2 separate regions of the Homo sapiens genome follow, and region 2 is linked to region 1. A link is a contact called in ENCODE Hi-C or POLR2A ChIA-PET data. All regions are on one chromosome and are shown on one strand. The core of a region is the stretch at or near the end of the contact, and the rest is flanking DNA. Distances in the headings are between cores, read along the strand shown. Region 1 overlaps LOC105373485 (a long non-coding RNA gene). Region 2 overlaps LOC105373438 (a long non-coding RNA gene).

The links. A loop is a pair of places that touch in the nucleus more often than their neighbours do. ChIA-PET counts read pairs that join two places held with the same protein, here RNA polymerase II (POLR2A). Pooled maps may share reads with other maps.
Region 2: a loop to region 1 is called in a map of GM12878, with 2.0 times the contacts of the local background. The contact joins two enhancer-like sites. A Hi-C loop is called at or near these places in 3 of 168 maps with a recorded cell type or tissue (Caco-2, Calu3 and GM12878), 12 of 37 single-sample maps with no recorded cell type and 4 of 50 pooled maps. POLR2A ChIA-PET finds 5 or more read pairs at or near these places in 3 of 52 experiments (GM10248, GM12878 and MCF 10A).

Annotation. Positions count from the first base shown.
Region 1 is chr2:13,521,816-13,524,696 of GRCh38, reverse strand. It overlaps LOC105373485 (a long non-coding RNA gene), which reads left to right. Exons shown (of 2, transcript XR_922814.3): 2 at 1,342-2,881. Among named protein-coding and RNA genes, the nearest start is that of MIR3125, 790 kb to the right of the region's middle. RefSeq lists enhancers at 1,166-1,535, 915-2,114. Within about 2 kb of position 1,341, at least 3 of the 41 ENCODE cell types and tissues checked have a DNase peak (open chromatin) inside an H3K27ac peak, as active enhancers do.
Region 2 is chr2:13,557,155-13,560,067 of GRCh38, reverse strand. All of the region lies in intron 1 of LOC105373438 (a long non-coding RNA gene), which reads right to left. Among named protein-coding and RNA genes, the nearest start is that of MIR3125, 820 kb to the right of the region's middle. Within about 2 kb of position 1,552, at least 2 of the 41 ENCODE cell types and tissues checked have a DNase peak (open chromatin) inside an H3K27ac peak, as active enhancers do.

The sequences.
Region 1 (2,881 bases), core at 92-2,591:
AACTTTAAAAAAGAAAACTGAAAATTTTCACGTGTGGATGCTTTATTCATCAACTTTTCATACTTTGTGTTTGTTGTGGAGTGAATGCTGGATTAATCCCTTTTTTGAGTGTAACAGATAGTCTCCTCTGCATTTTTTGCTTAATTAAAATTGCCACTCTACTATGGACTCAATTATGTCCACTAAAAATGTATATGTTGATGCTGTAATCCCCAAATGTGATAGTATTCAGAGATAGAGCCTTTGGTAGATGAGGTTGTAAGGGTGGGGCCCTAATGATGAGATTGTTGCCCTTATAAGAAGAGACACCAGAGAGCTTGATCACTGTCTCCACCATGTAAGGACAATGAAAAGGCAGCCAGATAGAATCCAGGAAGAGAATCTGATCCTGCTGGGCTTCTAACCTCCAGAGTTCATCTTGGACTTCTAACCTCCAGAACTGTGAGAAATGAAATTATTGTTGTTTAAACTACCCAGTCTATGGTATTTGATATAGCAGCCTGAGCTGCCTAAGACATCTTTTTCTGACTGTAACAGAATAAAATCTTTTCTGCATCCTTTGCTTCATTAAACATTTTTAATATATAGATTTTTAAATTTATGAGAGTTTTATGGATATTAGGCAACCAAAACAAAGCGACAAACTCATTAGGATGTTACAGGCTTTATAAGACCCCATGAATTCCCTCCCCCATCTCAAAGTCACTTATTTATTAAAATGACCTTAATTTTCCATATGATTTTTGTTAAATACATACTACCAGTTTCATTGTGTGTATTTTTTATTGTATTAAAAAGTTCCTTCGCCTATTCTGTATGTCCACATATAAAATAGCCTGTGACAAAAATATTCTACACTGAGAATGTGAAACTTGAGAAAAGGAAAATAGCTGAGAGCAGTCTGAGATCTGCAAAGTATGCAGACCCAGAGAGACGTGGGTATGGGATTCAGTCATGCTCACACCCCACACCCATGCCTAGGGGAAATTGTTTAAAGTCATTTTGTTCCTGACTGCCTCACTCAATACCTTCATGTTCTTAGAATTTATGATACAAAGAACAATGCTGAGCCAATCAATGGCTTATATTATTTTAATGTAAATCCTCGGTAAAAACCTCAGGAACTGACTCTTTCTTTCCCTTTAAAATCCACTTGTTACTGTTGCTAATCAGAGTGTATATTCAGGACAAATAGAATCTATGCTCTTGGGCTGCAGCCCTCAAACTTGGCCCAAGTAAACTCTGCTTAGTAATAGATTAATTTTAGCTCAGCAGGTTCCTTTGAGATAGGCATATCTGGCATCGTCAGCAGGATTCAGAGTGACTCATTCTCACCACCAGGTGCGGTGTTTCTGCCTGAAAGCAGTGCTTGATACCAGCACGAACTCTGCATCTTCAGAAGTCCCACTGGGTGTTCTGGGTAAGTTCTCCAGAATTAGGACCTCCCACTCCTTGGTTGAAATATAGACTTTATTTGGCTGTTTTTCAAACTGTCTCTTTTCTTTAAGAGAGGGCTTTGGTCTCTGTCTTTGGACACAAGCTCCAAGTAAAGAGCTCTGTAGAAAATGTCTTTTTGCTGCTGTGTCTCACAGGAGAGGTTCAGATCAAGGTTCTTCCACCTCTGCCTCAGGACTGGAGGCTTAGGTCAAGGTTTTTCTGCCTCTGTCTCACAGCAGAGGTTCAGGTCAAAGGATTGGCAGTTAGACACGGATGGTTTTGTTTTATATGGCCTACTTTTAAGATTAAAACTGTTTCTTCTGCTTAAAAATTCAGACCTATCCTTTTATTTGAGACCAATTCCTGTTAGTTTCTAACCGAAAAGTGTTCCCTCTTTTTGCTCTTCCAAACAGGTACACTATGAAAGTCTGGTCCTCATACACTGAGCACACTATTGCTCCCTGGAAGTTAGAGACAGTCTGAGATAAGTTACACTTTCACCCTAAATACATTCCCAGGCTTGACACTTTTGAAAAGTTCCTAAATTATGGGAAGTCAAGCATCAAAATTAGAGTATTCCTTTTAGAAACACCAGCTGGATTTATGTATAACACTCGTGGGGTATCCTCTTGTAAAGGCCTAGGAAAGTGGACCCACCTAACCTGGTGATACAGAAGGCAGAAATTATTTAGGCAGATAGTGAGGGCAACAGAGTTCTTGGCAGAGCTTCCCTTCTAACAAAAAGCAGCCCCCCAAATCATTGCTTTTCTAACAAAGAGCAGCCTGAAAAATAGAGCTGCAAACATAGATAATCAAGCAGGAAGCTTGCACGGGCGAATGCTGGCAGAGGCACCAATAGAAAAGGGCCACCTGGGGGCCAGGCATGTCCAACACGGAGGCTCCATCTTCCCTTTTCTTGTTACCATGTGTAGAGTAAAGAAACGGGCAACATGGCACAGCTCAGGCAGAAGACCCGCCTGCATAATAAAAGATTATGGTAGGGGTGGCCAGAAATTCATACCCTATGCACACGGCACATCTAGTCCCAACCAGTTTTTCATGACCTATGCAAGTGGCACACCTGGTCCAACCAATGTTTCACACCCTGTGTAAATCAAACACTGCCTCCTCACCAGGCATCTATAAAACCCCTTGCATTTCACCATGGATCCGGCAACCCATTTTTCTGGACCCCTGTCTGCAACAGAGAGCTCTTCTCTTTCTTTTGCCTATTAAACTTCCACTCTCAACCTGACACTTTATGCATCTGCATCCTAGATTTCTGTGTCTGTGAGACAACAGATCTTGGGTGTTACTCCACAATGAGGCCATTTCACTGGGACGATCATAAACAGCAGTAACCAAAATAAGAATCCTTTGCTATGTTGAAAATAATTCTTTGTGCACACAATTGGAAAAAAAAGCTGGTTTTTGCACCACACAA
Region 2 (2,913 bases), core at 303-2,802, 35 kb before region 1:
TAATTTGTACATCTCACAGCTTACTAGAAGTTCTGTGGCCCCATTTTCTGATACAAGAGGTAGCTTGTGGGGATAGCAGCATTAACTACTTCTCCCGTTATTCAAAGACTAGAAGGAATTGGCTGTCTGTAGCTGTTTATGTCTGAATATACTCCTGTGTGGTGTACTTTAAAGGGAGGCCAGAGGTACTGACATTGAGAAAGGCTACTCAAGAGAGAAGCTTGCTCACTGGTCAACTCTGATTTATCCATGTGCTAAATGAGAGCTCTGTTCACTTAGAATTTACTTCTGACACTAATAGGTAAGATTACGACAGAAGCTAGAAAAAAGACAAGTTTTGGTCTGTCAAACATATAGTCACTTATTTTCCTGAAGCTGTTAATAATACAACTTTATAAGAAAAAAAATCAGTACACATTCTAAATTGGATGAGGCTCCAGGAAAGGACAAACTTTGACTTATCTGGGCAAAGCAGAATGTGTGACCACCTTACTCATGGAAGCCTGTCTCTAGAAAAGTAGAAATTTCATACTTTTGGGGGTTAGGCAGAATCTAAGAATTAGCTTGGAAGGGTCTGAGCCAGGCATGTCCATCTGCTTCAATCACACTCAATAATCAAGAAGTCACCCTTTCTCACCTAGGAGTGCTGAAAAAGTGCCTGAGAGAGCACAGAAATGTCATTTTAATGGAGGACTTTCTGCTTCCGTTAAAATATCATGTTATCATCATGTTAATAGAGGAAACATAGGGAGTAGAATACAATTTTTCCTCCCCATTATCTTATATTGAGGACATTAGTAACCATGTTCTATCTATAGAGAATTGCAATGATAGAATATGTTTACATTTACACATAAATGAAATATATAACTTTTAAAAATCACATGTCAAGGTTATATATTTGGATGATGCGTTATTATTATTGATGCATATATATTGTGCATCTGATATAGTTTGTATATTTGTCTCTGCCCGAATCTCATGTTGAATCATAACTCCCAATGCTGGAGGTGGGGTCTGGGAGAAAGTGTTTGGATCATGGGGGTGGATCCTTCATGGCTTGGTACTGTCTTTGTAATAGAAAGTTCTCATAGGATCTGGTCATTTTAAAAGTGCGTGGCACCCACTCTCACCCCACTTTCTCTTGCTCCTGCTTTTGCCATGTGAAGTGCCTACTCCTGCTTTGCCTTCCACCATGATTGAAAACTCCCTGAGGCTTCACTAGAGCAAGCAGATGCCAGCACCAAGGATTCCTGTAAATCCTGCAGAACTGTGAGCCAGTTAAACTTCTTTTCTTTATAAATTACCCAGTCATGGGTAATTCTTTATAGCTACACAAGAACAGCTTAACACATCATCTGATCCTGTGTATTTATAGTAAGAAATTTGGACTCTAACTCCTGGGAGGTAACCTCTATAAGTTTGAATTTTCCTGAGTCATAAGAGTGTCTTTGTTACCCATGACGGGCCCCTTAACCACACCTCATAGTTTATGCTTAAAAAGTGACTCATTGAGTAAACCCCGGGACCACATGCAACAATCTTAGGGCTAGGAGGCTGGCTAGACCAGAAAGACTAACCAGGTGATTAAAGGTTGGGACTTTAGCCCACAAGGTATCAGCCCAACCTATGGCGAAGGGAGATGCTGAAGACTAAATTCAACCACATAAGCAATAATTAAAGTAATTGTGCTTACCTACATAATAGAGGCCCAGTAAAAGCTCTGAATACTGTAGCATGTGTGGGCTTCTCTGACTGGAAATAATCTCTGGATATTGTAACACATTGTGGCTGGGAGGCAGCAATGCCATCCACGACTCCACAGCGTGATGACAAGCAGAAACTCTGCTTTAGGCCCCTGCCATATTCTACCTTATGCCTTTCTTTCTAATGTGTGTCCTTTGCCTGAAGTAAATGTAACTGTGAGTGTTATAGCTTGCAGTGAGTTCTGTGAGTCTACTGAAATTTCTGCTGAATTATCAAAACTGAGAGTGGTTTTGGGAAAGCCTCCAGCTTGCCATTGGTGTCTTGGGAAGACCCGATCATCTGATATACTGTGCCCTTAGCCTCCAGTCTGGCTAACTTTGGGTAATGCACAATGGGTAAATTTATATTTTTGCATATTATACCCATTCATATAGTTGATAGGCCAGAGTGAACACTAGACAGGGGGCTCAGAAGATTTATATTCTGAGCCTTTTGTATAATTTCACAATTGTATGATCATTTGGCAAAATACTTCATTTACCTGACCTCATGGGCATTTTCTCCCATGTAAAATGGTTATAATGTTGGCAAAGAAGAGGTAGCTAGACTTAAGGATCTCATCAAATTTATCATTCTAAGATCACATAAAAATATATAAAAGACATGAAATTATGACATTTGATTTTGTTAGTATGACTTAGTCACACAAAAATGTATGAGGGTTTACTTCAAACATACACACATAAGAAAAGTATATTTCTTTTCATTGTATATGTTCAAGACTGTTGTTTCCTTAAAACCTATTTTTGTTAAATTAATAAGAATCAACATCTGGTTCATTGGCAACATATGCCTTCTGCAAATTAGCTTCTCTGATGTTGGCTGGGTTCCTTAGGAAACTGTCCACCTGCTATTAAAATAATGCAAAATGACAATATTTAACCCTGGAATAATAGAGGGGTGGGGAAGTCCCTGGTGAGATCTATGCTGGTTTTTGAACAACATTAAGGTATTTATGACACCAAGGAGATTTGGAAAAGAGTTTTCAAGGCTAATCAAAAGCAAGGTTGAGGCAGGTGTGGCACATGTGGGGAAATAGCAATAGTTCAGTTACAATTAAGCATCATATGCAGAATAGGGAGAAGGAGGAGCTCTAAGAAATAAAACAAAAAGGCTTCAATATTTGAAGAGCCATATATTCCATGC